6 separate regions of the Homo sapiens genome follow, and all the other regions are linked to region 3. The links are chromatin contacts, found by Hi-C or POLR2A ChIA-PET in ENCODE. All regions are on one chromosome and are shown on one strand. The core of a region is the stretch at or near the end of the contact, and the rest is flanking DNA. Distances in the headings are between cores, read along the strand shown. Region 1 has its middle 51 kb from the start of MIR466. Region 2 holds the start of CLASP2 (cytoplasmic linker associated protein 2). Region 3 holds the start of NGLY1 (N-glycanase 1). Region 4 holds the start of DYNC1LI1 (dynein cytoplasmic 1 light intermediate chain 1). Region 5 holds the start of CRTAP (cartilage associated protein). Region 6 holds the start of PDCD6IP-DT (PDCD6IP divergent transcript).

Evidence for each region. Hi-C counts contacts between places; a loop is a spot of excess contacts on that map. ChIA-PET counts read pairs that join two places held with the same protein, here RNA polymerase II (POLR2A). Pooled maps may share reads with other maps.
Region 1: a loop to region 3 is called in a pooled map, with 2.3 times the contacts of the local background. The contact joins the enhancer-like site here to the promoter of NGLY1 in region 3. A Hi-C loop is called at or near these places in 2 of 50 pooled maps. POLR2A ChIA-PET finds 5 or more read pairs at or near these places in 2 of 52 experiments (activated CD4-positive, alpha-beta T cell and activated naive CD4-positive, alpha-beta T cell).
Region 2: a pooled map shows a loop between it and region 3 (3-fold over the local background). The contact joins the promoter of CLASP2 here to the promoter of NGLY1 in region 3. A Hi-C loop is called at or near these places in 2 of 50 pooled maps.
Region 4: a loop to region 3 is called in a pooled map, with 8 times the contacts of the local background. The contact joins the promoter of DYNC1LI1 here to the promoter of NGLY1 in region 3. A Hi-C loop is called at or near these places in 1 of 168 maps with a recorded cell type or tissue (CD8-positive, alpha-beta T cell) and 7 of 50 pooled maps. POLR2A ChIA-PET finds 5 or more read pairs at or near these places in 1 of 52 experiments (activated T-cell).
Region 5: a pooled map shows a loop between it and region 3 (8-fold over the local background). The contact joins the promoter of CRTAP here to the promoter of NGLY1 in region 3. A Hi-C loop is called at or near these places in 9 of 50 pooled maps.
Region 6: a loop to region 3 is called in a pooled map, with 6 times the contacts of the local background. The contact joins the promoter of PDCD6IP-DT here to the promoter of NGLY1 in region 3. A Hi-C loop is called at or near these places in 3 of 50 pooled maps.

The regions. Positions count from the first base shown.
Region 1 is chr3:31,211,382-31,214,310 of GRCh38, forward strand. No RefSeq gene overlaps it. Among named protein-coding and RNA genes, the nearest start is that of MIR466, 51 kb to the left of the region's middle. RefSeq lists an enhancer at 767-1,966. Within about 2 kb of position 1,475, at least 3 of the 41 ENCODE cell types and tissues checked have a DNase peak (open chromatin) inside an H3K27ac peak, as active enhancers do.
Region 2 is chr3:33,716,921-33,719,620 of GRCh38, forward strand. CLASP2 (cytoplasmic linker associated protein 2) reads right to left here and starts at 1,334. Exons shown (of 39, transcript NM_001365631.1): 1 at 888-1,334. The coding sequence starts at 1,082. RefSeq lists a silencer at 1,066-1,405 and an enhancer at 1,606-1,695.
Region 3 is chr3:25,782,039-25,784,738 of GRCh38, forward strand. NGLY1 (N-glycanase 1) reads right to left here and starts at 1,405. Exons shown (of 12, transcript NM_018297.4): 1 at 1,222-1,405. The coding sequence starts at 1,352. RefSeq lists enhancers at 755-834, 995-1,044 and a silencer at 1,355-1,594.
Region 4 is chr3:32,569,464-32,572,163 of GRCh38, forward strand. It overlaps DYNC1LI1 (dynein cytoplasmic 1 light intermediate chain 1), which reads right to left and starts at 1,395. Exons shown (of 13, transcript NM_016141.4): 1 at 1,162-1,395; 2 at 883-956. The coding sequence starts at 1,307. RefSeq lists an enhancer at 603-1,388 and silencers at 663-1,152, 1,333-1,592.
Region 5 is chr3:33,112,545-33,115,371 of GRCh38, forward strand. CRTAP (cartilage associated protein) reads left to right here and starts at 1,470. Exons shown (of 7, transcript NM_006371.5): 1 at 1,470-2,004. The coding sequence starts at 1,534. RefSeq lists silencers at 1,300-1,599, 2,040-2,229 and an enhancer at 2,181-2,827.
Region 6 is chr3:33,797,237-33,799,985 of GRCh38, forward strand. It overlaps PDCD6IP-DT (PDCD6IP divergent transcript), which reads right to left and starts at 1,283. Exons shown (of 2, transcript NR_183731.1): 1 at 1,159-1,283; 2 at 1-786. PDCD6IP (programmed cell death 6 interacting protein) reads left to right here and starts at 1,394. Exons shown (of 18, transcript NM_013374.6): 1 at 1,394-1,701. The coding sequence starts at 1,493. RefSeq lists enhancers at 1,261-1,610, 1,557-2,090.

The DNA of each region.
Region 1 (2,929 bases), core at 225-2,724, 5.4 Mb after region 3:
GCATTTAACCTGCCACACTAGTTACGTAGTGATCCCAAGTTCTTCACTTAACTTCAGTACTCAAGTCTTCTCATTGACAGCAGTGAGATAATGGTTCTAATCTCACATTTTGGTGGGGGCTTTTATAAAGTACTATATAGCTTATTTGCTATCTATGTGCGAGTTACTATATAATGCCTACTGCCTCCTTATAAGCATAGAGACTGAATGGAAGTCCCTCAATTCTGTTTAGGTTTTTTGAGGGCTAAGGAGTTAAAACTAAGGAGAATAAATCTGGAGGGAGAGTTGAGTTGCTCTGCAAAAGAGAAGAAATAGAAATGGAAGACCTTTAGCCATCTAGAGAAACCTGGAAGAGACAGGTGAGAAACAGGACTGTGGGAGAGGGCGAAACCCTCCGCAAAATGGCAGTTTCCTACTAGAATGGACAAATTACAGAACAAAGGCACACTCGAGGTAGCTGAACCCAAGTGGTATAGAAAGCCAACAGGACACACTGACTCATCTACTGGCATTCCCATTCTAGAAAGTAGCAGAAATCTTGGAGGTAAAGCTCTGTGGACCATGGAATTTGAGAGTTAAAGGCAAATTTACGTAGATCTCAAGGGGCAGGAAAAAACCCCACCTGAATTTTGGCCTATATACATTTGCATTCATATACAAGAAGCAATAGAATAGTGAACTTTTCAGTCCTTGGGTGATTTTTGCTGAAGCAGAAAAAGGGGAAAAAAAGTCTCTGTGTTCTGTTATTCCAACTTTGATCTTTTATTCATTCTCTGAGGGCATAAATGATTGTTTATCTATGTTTTCATTAGTAAAACCACTCTTGAGGATTTTTTGTTTGTAGTTGTTGTTGTTTCCTGCTGTGGATTTTAACACAGAGGCCTTTCGTTTTGAACCAAATGTATCAACAACGAGCATCCTACAATTGCCATTTGCTAGATCCCTTTGTTTGTGGGCTCTTTTGCCTTATGTTCATGTAGGGTACAAAATTAATTACAAGCATGAATAGCTTGTGTCTGCTGTGTTGGAGAACCTGAGGTGATAATGGCTGCCACCTACCATACCCCAGAATGTGCCTACCCACAGCCTCTGCAGAACATGTAGCCCCAGGAGGATATGTTTTATACCATGCAGCCTGGCCATTCTGGTCTCAGTCAGGGGTGCAAATCTAAAGCAAGAGCAGCCAAACCATAGCCTCTCCATGACCTCTGGAGTGGCCACAGGTAAAAAGACAAGTTATGGCCGGGTGCTGTGGCTCATGCCTGTAATCCCAGCACTTTGGGAGGCCTAGGCGGGCGGATCATGAGGTCAGGAGATGAGATCATCCTGGCCAACACGGTGAAACCCCGTCTCTACTGAAAATATAAAAATGACCTGGGTGTGGTGGCATGTGCCTGTAATCCCAACTACTTGGGAAGCTGAGGCACGAGAATCGCTTGAACCCAAGAGGCGGAGGTTGGAGTGAGCTAAGATCTTGCCACTGCAATCCAGCCTGGTGACAGAGCAAGACTTTGTCAAAAAAAAAAAAAAAAAGTTATGCCAGTCAGATTCTCTTCCTCAGATATTTGAAACAGGAAATGAGTAAGAGAAGACGATGACAGTGTACATCAAAGAAGGCCATGAAATACCTTTAGAAGCCATGAGGAATCACGAGCAAGCCAGAATTAGGAGAAAGCAAAGTCAATAGCAAGAGCAGAAGGAAGGTAACATAAGAAACTCGATAGCACTGTACTAACCTCAACCTGTTCCTGCCTCAGGTATGAGCACATCCAAGCCATTCCCTTTGCCTACCTTTTACATTATCTCTTTTTCCTCTTCCCATCTCCTCCCTTCTTTGCTTAAAGACAACAAGGCAGAAGAATTAGAGTGTTGCCATCAGAAGTCATGGAAATGCACCATTGCAATTCCCTTGTTTTTCCCTATTTAAGCTGAGCTTTATGAAGGATACATTAACCACATTATCAGATGGAGACATAATGACAAGCCTGCTCTTCATCTTTTCAAAATGCCCAGATGGAAATAATGTCTGAGAATGTAAAGTTTTCCCATCACAGCACTCTTCTCTCTTGTTGAATCTAATTGTAGCACTAGAAAAAGAGAGACTGACTCTTGCAAACCTCCCAGTGAAATGCCAACTGTAACACATCATTAGCTAAATAAGAAACAACAAGGTCAGCATGGTGTGCGAGAAATGGCAATGTTGTACTTGCTGTTGATTCAGAACTGGCGGGTTTGTGAGGAAGGGAAAAATAAATGTGTATAGAGGTAATGTTGGCCAGGTGCAGTGACTCACGCCTGTAAACCCAGCACTTTGGGAGGCCGAGGCAGGTGGATCACCTGAGGTCAGGAGTTCAAGACCAGCCTGGCCAACATGGCAAAACCCCATCTCTACCAAAAATACAAAAATAATAGACAGGCGTGGTGGCACACCTGTAATCCCAACTACTCAGGAGGCTGAGGCAGGAGAATAGCTTGAACCTGAGAGGCTGAGGTTGCAGTGAGCCGAGATCATGCCACTGCACTCCAGCATGGGTGACAAGAGCGAAACTCCATCTCAAAAAAAAAAAAAAAAAAAAAAAAGCAATGTCACTACAGGCCGCCACAATATATAGGTGTGCATGGGAAAATATAGTTGAGTGTATTTTCAGGATGTGGCAAGCGGATGTGGCTCAACCAGAGGAATTTATAGCAGCAAGTAACAGCCATACCACCATAAAACTGCACAGAAGCTACTTTTAGACTTTGAGGATCAAACAGCTAGATTCAAAACACAGATAATAGAATAACAACTGCTGCTTAACAGGGAGTAGGAGATAAAAATAATTTGCTACACTTTGCTAGATTCCACCCCATTCCTCTAACATAGCAATCCTGGGCAGTTAATTAGAGTATGTGTGGTCGCTGCAGATGAAGGGAAACTCTATCAGCG
Region 2 (2,700 bases), core at 84-2,583, 7.9 Mb after region 3:
CATCCATGGGAAGCTGCAGTCAGCATTTTAAAGCAACACTGCCACCAGAAGACAAGAAAGAAAAGTAACTACTAACGACTACGGGGCAAGTTAAATACAAAATATTTACCTGGCCTCCCAACGCGGCTACATTACACCCTGCCTACCACCAACTCTTCAGAAAGGCTCATTCTTTCTCGCACCTCATCTTTGTAACTTTTTCCCCCCCAGCATTAGCCTATCTACTAAGACACATCAACCTAAAATCGTATCCTAATGTCCTATCTGTTGGTCTGGGTAGTGTTTACACAGGTGAACACAAATGTCGAAGTCTTTCACTGATTTTTTTTTCAAAATAAGTGATCAACATTGTGTCCTAGTAACTCCGCAACGTGTCACGGAATCGCTGAATTTGTCATTGTCCACAAGTGTAGAAAAATGTGGTCACAAGTCAGTCCTCGGCTCGCGTACGAAGAGGCGGTCTGCCCAGTGGGGACGCGGGACCCCCCTGTTTCCCCTATTTTTATTTATTTTTTACTTTTTTTGAGACAGAGTCTCACTCTGTCGCCCAGGCTGGAGTGCAGTGGCTCGATCTCGGCTCACTGCAACCTCTGCCTGCTAGATTCAAGCGATTCTCCTGCCTCAGCCTCCTGGGTAGCTGGGATTACAGGCGCCCGCCACCACGCCCGGCTAATTTTTGTATTTTTAGTAGAGACGGGGTTGCACCATGTTGGTCAGGCTGGTCTCGAACTCCTGACCTCGTGATCCGCCCGCCTGTGCTTCCCAAAGTGTGTTTCCCCTCTTAAGCAGTGGTTCGGACGGGAGCTTTCCCGGCCCGGCGCTCGCGTCCGGGATTAAAGGGCTGCCGCGGAGGGCGTGACCAGCCCAGCCTCGCCGCCGTCGCTTACCCGGTAGTTGCTCGAACCCACCCAGCCGGTGAGCGCGTCGACTGTCTTGCCTAGGCGGCCCAGGTCCTCCTCCAGGTCCGAGATGGCGCCGGGGGCGCCAAGGTAGAGCAGGAGCTCCTGGCCGACCTGCAGCCGGCCGCCGACGTCCTTCTGCTGCACCTGGGCGCAGAAGTACTCCATGCTGCGGGGCTCCATGGCTGCGGCCGCCCGCCCGCCTGCCAGTCTGTGAGCGGCCAACTTTCGCCGAGAGCCGCCCAGCCTCCAGTGCGGGTCCCCGCGGGAGCGGGCGGGACTCACTTAGCCCGCCAGGGGCGCGGCTTGCGGGGCGCAGCGGGCGGCGGGAGGAACGCCAAGCGCCCAGCCGCCCCCAAACTAGTCAAACTCGGCGCCCCCCGATCCCCAGCCCGCTTCAGAGGCCGCGGCCGCGGGCGACGTCAGCACGCGCGTGACGTCAGCACGACGCCGGCGAGGGCCCTCCAGTCCGGCTAGCGTTTTGCTGCGGAGGTGGTGGAGGTGGCTGCGGAAACCGCTGGGAGCGATAGGACCTCTAGGGAGACTTGGGGTCCGAGTTGGGCCGAGCCCCCTGGGAGGCGGGCCGTTCTTTGCTAGCCGCTGTCAGGGCACCCTGCCCTCGCCCTGTGAAATGTGGAACGTTTCCAAGTTTGCCTCCACTTGTATTCAACACTTAGGAAAGTACTTGGCATCCCCCTTTCCCGCCCCCACTGCCGGTTTAAAAAAAAAAAAAAAAAAGAATACACTCCTGACTTCTGCTTCCAGCCACCACCACAGTCACTGTGTAATACTTAAAAAAACAAAACAAAACAAAACTTAGGTTTGCCTAAAGTAAAACGCACAGATTTTCAGCGTACACTTCATGAGTTTCGGCAAATGTATTCACCCGTGGAACCGCCACCCCAGTGAGGGTACAGCACGTTTCCAACACCCCAGGAAGTCCCAGGACACTTCCCAATTATCTGCTCTTCCCTAGGCAATTCTAATTTGATTTCTAGCATGGTAACATAGTTTTCCCTGTTCCTGAACTTCATACAGTCTGTGCTTCTTTGGAGTCTGGTTTCTTTTAGCATAACGTTTGGGGTCCATCCAGCGCTGTTGGTGTCTCAGAAGTCCATTCCTTTTTATTGCTTTCCATTCTGTGGAATCACTACCATTTGTCGATCCATTCACTTGTTGGTAGATATTTGGGTTGTTTCCTATTTTTTATAATTATGAATAAAGCTGCTACAACGGTTAGTGCACAAGTTTTTGTGTGGATATATTTTCTTCTCTCATGGGTAAATAAATACCAAGGACTGGCATTACTAGGTCTTGTAAGTTGTATGTTTAACTTTAGAAGAACCTGCCAAATTGTTTACCAAAGTGACTGGATCATATTAAATCCCCACCAGCAATGCTTGAGAGTTCCAGTTGCTCCACAATATTTGATATGGTCAGGGTTATTAGTTTTAGCCATTCTGGTGGGGGTAAAGTTGTCTAATACATTCCAAAAGCACACTGTGTTTATCTTCTTGACAATTATTCCCAATCACAACAAAATGATTATTTATGTAATATCTTTCTCTTCTAATACACAGAAAGCTCCAGGAACCTTTGTGTTTTCCTAGGGTGGTGCCTAGCAAATAATGGGTGGCCAATTTAAGTTAAATGAGTGAATGAATTCAACAAAAATTGATATTTGAAATATTCACAATAACTAAGAATAAACAAACTCAAAATTCAAAGAAATTGACTGTTTTCTGTGTTCTTTTTTCAGTATTTCTGTGTTTCACATTGTATTGAGTTTGTAAAGTTTCTT
Region 3 (2,700 bases), core at 155-2,654:
GAGCACGAAGGTGGTCCCCACACAGGTCACAATTATGTAGCTGTGAACAGGCCACATGTTGCATCTTTCATAGCATCTGCCACAAAATAAGGGCTCAATATATTTTCCCTTCAATTTACTTTAAAAATCATTACCATTGCCTAAATGAAATATTACTGACATGGATTTTAAAAACTGCACATGTAACTAATGTCTAAAATTGGGTCACGTGAAACCTATAACCTTGAAACTGAGAATTTCCTTTTAGACTTCATGACAATATACCAAACACTTAATGCACCAGGGGCTGAGGGGAACAGAGAACCTAATTAATCACGGTGACCTGATAAATGAGGTAACACCCCTAAAGCAAGTGGCTCTCCTTTAACCTCAGTTCCATTTCCCTACCCCCCCACACCATGTCCCTTCAGATCATTTGATCTGAAGAGTTGAGGTGGGTACTTATTCAAAATGAATAATCAAACTTGCCTCCCAATTCCCAAAATCTGCAAGGTCCCTTAGACCTCTAGAAGTGCAATTTTGCTGACAGGAGAATGAAGGAAATTACTCTCATCCAAGGCGATTACCTCCACGAATTCTTAAAGGGTTATGTTACATAGTAGAATCCAGGTATTAATATAAAAACTGTAACTTCAAAATACTATAATGTTTCAATCAACAAAAGTGGGCAGAAAAAAAATTAAAAATTTTAAAACCCACCACTTCAGAAGCATTATGCTTTAGTACTCGGATAGTCTCAACATGGGAAGAAAACATCACTTTGTCAGTGAGTAACTTCTGATAAGTATGTGGAAATGTAAGCCACTCCGCTCGAAAAATGCACGCAGGGGGAATGACACGCGCGGTGCGGTTACCGTTGTGTCCCGATATCTGAGGCCGTTAAACGACGAGAAGAGCGGCAGTGTCTGAAGCACGCCTTCCTACCTCTCCTCCGCCCGGCCCCGCTTCCGGGACTCCAGTTCACCCGCAGCACCCTGACTGCAGGTGCCAAGTCACAACTGCAAAGAAACTTCCTTTTCTCGAGCGGGGGTGGGACTTGGCCGGGTCCCGAGGCCCCTGGCCGGCGGGCTCGGACGTTAGGAGCAGAACCAGCTCCAGGTCCCGGTCTGTCCGGGCGTCGCTGCCCTCTGAAGCTCAGGCCGGACGCCCCAGTCCCTGGCCGAACAAGGTGCCGCGGCCCACCCACCCCGGTACCCGCCGTCCGACCCCGTTGCCCTGCACCTGAGGATGTTGTCAGCATAGGTGAGCAGCAGCTTGGAGGCCTCCAAAAAGGTCTCCGGGGTGTTCTGGCAGAGCTCAGCCACGGCCGGGGACGCCGAGCCTGAGGAGCTGCCCAATGCCGCCGCCGCCATGCTTGAGCGCCAGCGGGCGCCGCCGCCGCCCCTCGCTCTCCGCGTCCCACACTGAGCAGGCGCCTCAGCGCGCAGCAGCTACCGCAGCCACCGGCAGGGGCGGGGTCCTCGGCCGGCAGGGGCGGGGTCCTCGGCCGGCAGGGGCGGGGTCCTCGGCCGGCAGGGGCGGGGTCCTCGGCCGGCAGGGGCGGGGTCTTCGGCCGGCAGGGGCGGGGTCGGGGGCCTGGGGCGGGGTCGGGGACCGGGGCCAGGAGCGGGGGAGCTCGGCTGGGAGCTACGGCTGCCCCTTCGCGGGGGGCAAGGGGCTGTTCGGAAGAAGGTGGGGGGCCTCGGCCGGCAGGGGCGAGGTGCTTCGACCCAGAGTTGGGGCCTGGTCGTACAGGTTGGGAAGGGGTTCCGCAGGGAGAGGCGGGGCCTGGGCTCCGGGGCTGAGGGGTGTGGGCCTGGAGGAGGGGGATGTCGAGTCCTTTAGGACGGAGGAGCTCGGCTGGAGGGGAGGCCGGCTTTGGTCTAGAGGTATCGGGCGAATGGTGCTGGCACGTGCCTCTCAGAAACCCGGATCCCTTTGCGCTCCGGGGCCAGCCTAATTGATCCAGCTATTAAGGTGGAGAAACCGCATGTACCTCCCTCCTTTCCCCACAAATAAAACCACCTTAGAGCCTTCTCTTCGCAGATTGTCAGGACGTTCTACATAGATGTGGATGAAAGACTACAGAAGGAAGGAGCAACAAACGTCAAAAACAAAACCATGGCTATAAACTCTGCTGGGTTTGTTATATGGATTCTTTTCAGAATTTGGCTAATGACTGAAAATCTAAGTTCCAGCTCAACTAGTATATGATTCCTCTGTAAGGAAGTGTATTTTTAAACCATAGGTTGCGACATAATAATGGGTTGTGGATTCGGTTTACCGCGTGGTGACCAGCGTAAAACACATGCATAATAATTACGCAATATTATAGAATGTCGGGGGCGGGAAGGGAATAAAAATTTGCATCCCACACAGTAAGGGTAAGTAATATTTTGTGACTTGTTTTTTAGGTAGATCATGTGATCAAGGTCTTTTATTCCTCTTAGAAGATGCATCCCTTACTACTTTAATCCAGTCTCTTCCCCACCATGTTCTTGAAAGTGTACTTTACCAGTGGCTTCCTTCTTTGCAGAAATTCCTTTTCAACCTCACGAAGTATTTTTCTTGACTTTATTTCTTAAGATAAGTGATTTGCCTGAATAACCTCTTTTAAATTTCTTGATGTTTCATCTGTTTACTTTTAAGAATTGAAATTTTCTTCCAGAATCTCCGAACAAGACCCTAAGCTATGACATCCAGTTCAATGACTATTCGTCT
Region 4 (2,700 bases), core at 145-2,644, 6.8 Mb after region 3:
CAACAACAAAAAACTCTGGTATTGAGCCGACACCAAATACCAAAGTTTTTAAATTTAATCATCGTATAAGCCAAACTTCAGTTATCTCGCATGTAAAGAGCTATATAGAGAAATTTCTCCTATAAATGATTCAGGAGCTAAGCCTAGAAAAATGCGAATCTGCGAACTATTCTCCCTCAGTCCTCTATCCCCACCCCCAGAGTCACTAAAGAAACAGAATACACAACTTCCAGAGAGCCGAGGAGATACAGAACAATCAGGAGAACTGACACTGGACCGTTTCTCCTTATTACATCCATTTGGCTGAAAAGACTTAACTAGAAAGTTGTGTTCTACTGCCCTTTACAAATTTCAGAATTATATGTGACAGTTAAGGTAGCTGCAACACGAGCACATTGTACCAGAGAACGCTGAATCAAGAACATTTATCGCCAGGTCTTAGTTCTAGCTTCTGTCAATTATACAAAGAGTCAGCTATTAAATATTAATGGCATGCCATTTGCGCTGCAGCTCTCGCAAAGAGCCTCCTGCTACCAATTTTTGTGATGAAAGAAAACCTGTCATTTTCTAGATAAACCCCAGGCCACGAGAATCCCTCAGATGAGCGATCGAATTCTGTCCTTCCCAGGGGAAGCTGTCAGGGCCACCCCCATATACCGGGGAGGAGGAGGAGGAACCTGAGGGAGGGCGGGTCCCCGCAGGTCCTGGGTCAAGGGTCTCGTGTTCCCCTTCTCTCCCAGCCATCCGCGACAGGTCGGGAGGCGAGGCGGGGCGGGGCTGGGCCGGCTGTCCGCACAAAGAGAGCCAGCGAGCTAGCCCGCGGACCAGGTACCCCGGGCCGCTGGGGGCCGGGCGGGGCGGGGCGAGGCAGGGAACACTTACCCAGCAGTAGCACGTTCTTCCCCGCAGGGAGCTTGGAGCGCGAGCGGGTGGAGACCTCGCTGAGGATGCAGGACCTAACGGGAAGCAAGGCGTACGGTGAGGCCGGAGGCCGGAGCCGCAGCGCGGGAGGGACGGACCCGGCCTCGGCGCGCCGGGGATGGGGCTGCCGGGAACGCAGTGGCCGGGCCCGGCGCCGAGCTCCAGCGGGCACGGGATCCCGAGGCGTCCGCGCAAGGCCGGGGGAGCCAGCGGGGGCTGAGGGAGAGGTGGAGTCGTTACCAAAGGTTCTGCCCGTCCTCGTCGTCGCCTGCCGCGGCGCCACCGTTGCCCGACGCTATCTCGTTGCCCAAGGGGCCGCCAGTGTAAGTCGAGGATAATCCCGGCGGAGAAGAACCGAAGGAGCCGACTCGCCCCACGGCCGCCATCTTGGTCGGGAATCACACCACTCCCGGCAAGACTAAATGTGCGAGGCGGCTGAGGCGGTGGCGGTGGAGGCGGCGGGAACCCGGATATGGGGCGTTCAGCGCACGGGAGCGGGGCGGGGCCTGCGGGGGCGGGGCCCCGGGCCGGGCCAGGACTGATGGAGCGAGCGAGAACGGACTGCGCGTGCGTGGCTGCCTGGCCGGCGCTGAGGGGCTGAGCGTACGCGGGCGGCGGGGTGGGCCGCTATGCTGCAACTGAAGCCCAGTGATCTGACAGTATGGAAGTGCTTTCCTTCCGCTCATCCGCGGCCCTGGGCTGCGGCAGGGGGGTTGGGTGTGTCAGGTGAAAAGTGCTCCCTCCCACCCTTCAGACAGGTCCCCAAACCCTGCGGCCTGCGCGGAATTCCTGCATTGTCATTGCCGGCCCACCCACTGTTCAGGCTGAGAGCGGTCCCCCGCCCAAACCGGCGCTTCGCCGGCGCCAAGATAGAAATGGGTCGCCCGGCTGGTAAAGAGGCTGCCCTGCAACCCTGGGCTGGAGTATTGCTGTGGTCCTGGATTTCTGGACTTTATTTGCGTTCTCAAGTGGCGAAGTGTTCCTCAACCTGGACCCACATCAGAAGCAGGTTCTCCGAGCCCCTAAGCAGCGGCGTGACAAAGTAATTGTTTACCCTGGAAATAGACTGTTATTTTTTAAAAATTATTGTCAGGGCTTGCTTTAATGTTCTTAATGTTTTTGTATGAGATCCTCCATGTGAGATTTGAAAAGATCCACTATGCGGGTCATCTAACCGGTCACTAGACATTGATTCCACACTTACTACGTCGAGCACAGTTGACACTGGGAATACATGGATGGACTTATACTAGCCCTAAAATAACTCCTTTTCTATTAGAACTTTACTAGGTAAAGGTATTTGAATGTCTGAACTCCATGTTTAGAAGGAGTCATTGGTTTTAAGGCTCTGTCCTAGTACACCTGTAAGAGCATTTGCTTAAAATTGCCTGGCCTTTGTATGTTATCTCTGTCACTTCATATTTGAAAATCACTTGCTAGAATATGGCCTGATCAATGCTGTTATGCTAGTGAGAAAATCCACAACTAAAGACTATTTGCTATATATTAGCATTACGGTTAGAAGTCTGGAAGCCTTTGGAGGCTGGCAAATCTGAGTTCAGGTCTAGCTCTTCGAGTTTACTGGCTGTGTAACCTTAGGCAATTTACTTAACCTCCGTGAGTCTCAGTTTCCTTATCTGTCAAATGAGGATAAAAGAACTTAGAGTTGTTATTGAGATTAAACGGGATGATTCATGTAAAATGGCTTAGAATAACGACTGGCAAATCTTAAGCGCTTACCACATGTTAATTGTTATCAATGACTTTCTTTACCTTTCA
Region 5 (2,827 bases), core at 220-2,719, 7.3 Mb after region 3:
AGCATGTGACGTTGTCAGTGTTTTGGATTTTGTAGTGGTATCTCATTGCTGTTTTGGCCTATATTTTTCAAAAATGACAACGGCATGACAAGAAAAGCCGAGGAACCAGTTTAAAGGATATGAAATAGACTAGATGTAACAGTGATCACGGATGGACTGCATCCTAAGAGAAAAAAGTGCCATGAAAGACATAATTGGAACAGCTGACATAACCGGAAATGGAACATGATTAAAGTCTTCTATCAGTATTAAATTTCCTAAATTTGATTGTCTGGTAGTTTCATTCTTAGGACATACATACTGAAAGACTAAGGGGTTGGGCACGGTGGCTCACGCCTGTAATCCCAGCACTTTGGGAGGCAGAGGCAGGTAGATCACCTAAGGTCAGGAGTTCAAGAACAGCCTGGCCAACATGGCAAAACCTCATCTCTAGTAAAAAATAGAAAAATTAGCCAGGTATGGTGGTGTGTGCCTATGATCCCAGCTACTCGGGAGGCTAAGGCAGGGAGAATTGCTTGAACCCGGGAGGCGGAGGTTGCAGTGAGCCGAGATCGCGCCACTGCACTCCAGCCTGGGTGACAGGGCGAGACTCCGTCTCAAAAAAAAAAAAAGGAAAAAAAAAAAGAAAAAAAAAAGACTAACGGACAGTGGGCCTGATACATGCAACCTATCTCAAATGAGTCAGAAAAAAATGTAAAGATAGAAATGTGGTATAACGTTAGCAACTTGTGAATCTTGATGAAGGGTATATAGGAACTTTTTGTACTGTTTTTGCAGCTTTCTTGTAAATTATTTCAAGATTTAAAAGTTTAAAGATTTTTTAAAAGTGCTGCCATTAACATTCCATCCATATTTTTTGATGCACACGCGCAAGCTTCTCCAGCATATTCCACCGAATGGTGTTGCAGATTCATAAGGTGTGCACATCTTCAACCTGACTAGCTATACAGTTTACAAAGTGCTGACATCCTTATTAATTTTATTTTTGCACTGTCTTTTTCTCTCACTAAAATTTAAGGTTGGGCAGTGCTATTAAAAGTGCGGCCCTTGGGCCCGCAGCATTAGCCTCATCAGGGTGCTGGTTAAACACACAAATCGTCAGACCTCCACCCCAGACTTTCTGAATCAGAAACTCTGGGGGCACAGCCCAGGAATCTTCGTTTTCACAAACCTCCAAACGAATATAAAGATCGTAGATTATATAGACCGTAGGGCCGATGTATATAATCTATTAGGGCCGCGTCGGCCTTGCAGGCGGGTCTCCAAGTGAATGAGCGGCAGAGTCCCATCATGCGCATCAGCCTGCGTGAACCAGTGCGCAGCGCGCCTTTCCCGGGCACCCTCTAGGTGCTGGCAGCTGGCGCCCAGATCCCCCGGCTGGGTGGGGAGGGGCGGCCGGACGGGGCGGGCCGGAGGCTGGCGTCCCCGCCCCGAAAGCACTGGGCCCGCCGCGTCGCACCGTCCTCTTTCCTTTCCTTCTCCCTCCCCTTTTCCCTTCCTTCGTCCCTTCCTTCCTTCCTTTCGCCGGGCGCGATGGAGCCGGGGCGCCGGGGGGCCGCGGCGCTGCTAGCGCTGCTGTGCGTGGCCTGCGCGCTGCGCGCCGGGCGCGCCCAATACGAACGCTACAGCTTCCGCAGCTTCCCACGGGACGAGCTGATGCCGCTCGAGTCGGCCTACCGGCACGCGCTGGACAAGTACAGCGGCGAGCACTGGGCCGAGAGCGTGGGCTACCTGGAGATCAGCCTGCGGCTGCACCGCTTGCTGCGCGACAGCGAGGCCTTCTGCCACCGCAACTGCAGCGCCGCGCCGCAGCCCGAGCCCGCCGCCGGCCTCGCCAGCTATCCCGAGCTGCGCCTCTTCGGGGGCCTGCTGCGCCGCGCGCACTGCCTCAAGCGCTGCAAGCAGGGCCTGCCAGCCTTCCGCCAGTCCCAGCCCAGCCGCGAGGTGCTGGCGGACTTCCAGCGCCGCGAGCCCTACAAGTTCCTGCAGTTCGCTTACTTCAAGGCAAGTCCGCCTCGCCCCGTCCCAGGCCCCGGCCCCGCCCCTGACCCAGCCTCCAGGCCCTAGCCCCGCCCCTGCGCCCGGGGCCGCGTTGCCCCTCCAGTTCTAGACCTGGCTCCCTCCCATCCAGCCCTGCCAAAGGTCTCCTCCAAGTCCTGTCTCCTTCTTCATCTCAACTAGAGATGAAAATGCCTTTCTTGAAGGGTAACTCTAAGGTAGAGAATACGTACACAGAACGCAGTACAGCGCCAGGCACCCAACAAAGTGCCTGATAAATGTTCTCTGTTATTTGAGGGCAGACGCCTCTTTTCTGTATATACCATTAAAGTCGCCTTTTTTCTCAAGTGAGCGGTGACTTGCGATAATAAAGCAGAAGACCTGAGGAGCCGACAAGTACCTTTTATTTTTATTTTTTGTTGAGACAGGGTCTCACAGTCGCCCAGGCTGGAGTGCAGAGGCGCTATCATGGCTCACTGCAGCCTTGACCTCCTCAGGCTCAGGTGATCCTCCACCTCAGCCTCCTGAGTAGCTGGGATTATAGGCGCGCGCCACCACACCTAGCTAATTTTTTGGTATTTTCTGTAGAGACAGAGTTTCGCCACGTTGCCCAGGCTGATCTCGAACTCCCGGACTCAAGTGATCCTCCCACCTCGCCTCCCAGAGTTCTGGGATTACAGTCGTGAGCCATTGCACCCAGCTGACTAGTTCCTTTTAAAGAGGATGAAATTGAGGCCAGGGAAGGGCAGGGACTCCTTGCAAGGACACATCCCTGCTTAAAGGGGAACTCGTGCACCGTGAGTCATCAGGATTGGCCCTCTCCGCTGTT
Region 6 (2,749 bases), core at 33-2,532, 8.0 Mb after region 3:
TTCGTGACTTGCTCTTTTCAGTTAATGATCTTTTCCATGGCAATACAGTTCTATTTTATCCAATACTCAGTCCATCTACATTCATATTTCTTTAATGGTCCTGAAAATGCATTTTATAGACAGTCTGTTCAAACCAGGATCCAATTCAAACTGTTATGTCCCTTAAATTTCTTTTCATAAAGCAGTTGCTTTTATCATGACAAATTGTTGAAGAGATGGGCCAGTTATCCTGCAGAATGTTTCACCTTCTGGATCTGTCTAGTTACTTCCTCTGGCATCATTTAGTTTGTTCATCTATCTGTTGTATTTTTTATAAACTGTGTTAGATGCAAAGGCTTGACAGATTCAAGTTAAATATTTTTGCCTGGAATATACCATGATGATACTGTATACTACATCCCATCAAAAGACAAACTATCCGATTGAGCTACAACGTGGCCTTTAAAAAATGTAAATTATAAGTGTATATAGCTTCCTCTGCATTTATTATACAATACTAAACAAATTCTTCAACTTGGACAACAAGTTTCTGAATGATTTGATGCCTGCTTACTCATCCAACTTTATTCCATCCCATTCTATTTGTTTTTAAAGGTCTTGTCACATGTTTCGTTTCTAGTCCTGAAACATGGTTAAGTGCTTGCCTCCTAGGGCCTCTGCCGCAGGCTTTTGGTTTGGAGGCTCTCCTTTGCCACTCCACCCCTCTCCACTCTTCTCCTCTTCTGATATCAAGCATCTTCTCAAATTACAGGTGTCGTTTTTAATTTATTTAAAATTTTGTTCTTTCTACAAAACAGCAACCAGAGACACAGGTTCATTTTCAGTTAACCTACTCGGAGAAAACCTACTTTATCTTATTTAAATTAGGGTCCTCCAAGCGATCTTAACATCTCCTAAGTCCCAAGCACCCTGTTTTTTTCCTGATACTTTTTCCGTTTACCTTAAGGTCTGTGTCAACCTGACAGTAAGCTGCACGATGGCAGGGGTCTTGCCTACTAGGTTCCCTGTGCACAGCAGCCCGTCAACAGTAGTTGAATAAACATCATAGGTCACAATAACCCTGGGACTGCCTCTTGGGGAGGTAGCCGCAAACTCTCGCAGGTGGCAGTGACACCAGTACTTCTCCGGGGGGTTGTTCGAGTGGAGGAATACTCTTACGTGAAAGTGCTCAGTACACCACTGCGGCAGGAAGGAGGAAGGGAAGAATTCCAGATGGGGAGAAAGTAATATTTTGCAGCACAGTACAGGGTAAACTGGGTCCAGGTGGGCGTAGCCGCCGCGACACCTTCACGTGACCGCGGACAGCTTAAGGACCCCGCATCCAGTGCGCCTGCGCTGGAGCTCCCGGAAGTTGCCGGACCCGGAACGCAGGCGGAGCGCAAGTCTGTCAGCCAGTCAGTCCGCCAGTCCGCCAGCCCAGTACCTCTCTCTCCTCGGCCCTCGTAAGCTGTCCGCGGTCTGTTTGGCCCGAACGGCGGCGGAGGCGCTGATCATGGCGACATTCATCTCGGTGCAGCTGAAAAAGACCTCAGAGGTGGACCTGGCCAAGCCGCTGGTGAAGTTCATCCAGCAGACTTACCCAAGCGGCGGGGAAGAGCAGGCCCAGTACTGCCGCGCGGCGGAGGAGCTCAGCAAGCTGCGCCGCGCCGCAGTCGGTCGTCCGCTGGACAAGCACGAGGGCGCGCTCGAGACGCTCCTGAGGTGGGCGCGGGGCTGGGAGTGGGTAGGTTGTCTGCCAGCCGTCGCTCGCCGCTCCTCTTCCCGTCTCCCCCCTTCCTTCAATCCTGTAACCTGGGCGGAGCCGCCCCGTCCCGGCCTGACCAGGCGCGTAGGTGTGGTCTGCATTCTTTGCTGGTGAGCAGGACCCGCCCTGCAGGCCCGCTGTGACTGCCCGCTTGTCCTGCCTGCACGTCTGCTCTAGCCCTTGGTCGGCGAGGGCTCCGTGGATCAGATACCTGGGAGCAGCAGTCTGCCCTGTACTGATCTCTTTTGCCACATTTACTTAGAACTAGTCTTCACTTTTTTGGGTCTCTAACTGAAGCTTCCCCTTTCGCCCCATTTTTCCATCACTGTCTTTCTTGGGCCACATTTTGATTTCATAATAGTAGTTGCTTGAAGGCAGTGGGGGAAGTGGGGGAATTGGGACACTGGACCAAATGTCTGATCAGCTCATCACATTGTCCACATGAAATGGACCGTCTTCCTCAGTTCAAAATAATCAAATGATAGATGGAGAATTCTGAAAGTTAGGAGCTACAACTATTTGAAATAAAACTCTAGTTACATAGTTGAACCGTTCAAGGTAGGTTGTTTAAAAGCAGTTTGTTCACAAACAGATATATACACAGTAGAGTAAATTTGTTATTTTAGCAAACGCTTATTTAGCTCATGCTGATTTAATGAGGGTTCCTTTCATGATACTTAATAGTTATAAGAACATTTTTTACGATTTTATAGTTAAACATTTCTTTTGCATACCTTGTTAATCTCGTTTTCTCCGTATAGTATATTCTACTTGTTTCACAGGAGAATCACAATTGTATTCCAATCCAAGTAGCAGAAACCCAGGCTAAACTAGCTTGAGCTAAGAAAAGACTTATTCTGCCGGGCGCGGTGGCTCACGCCTGTAATCCCAGCACTTTGGGAGGCCGAGGCGGGCGGATCACGAGGTCAGGAGATCGACACCATCCTGGCTAGCACGGTGAAACCCCATCTCTACTAAAAATACAACAAATTAGCCGGGCGTGGT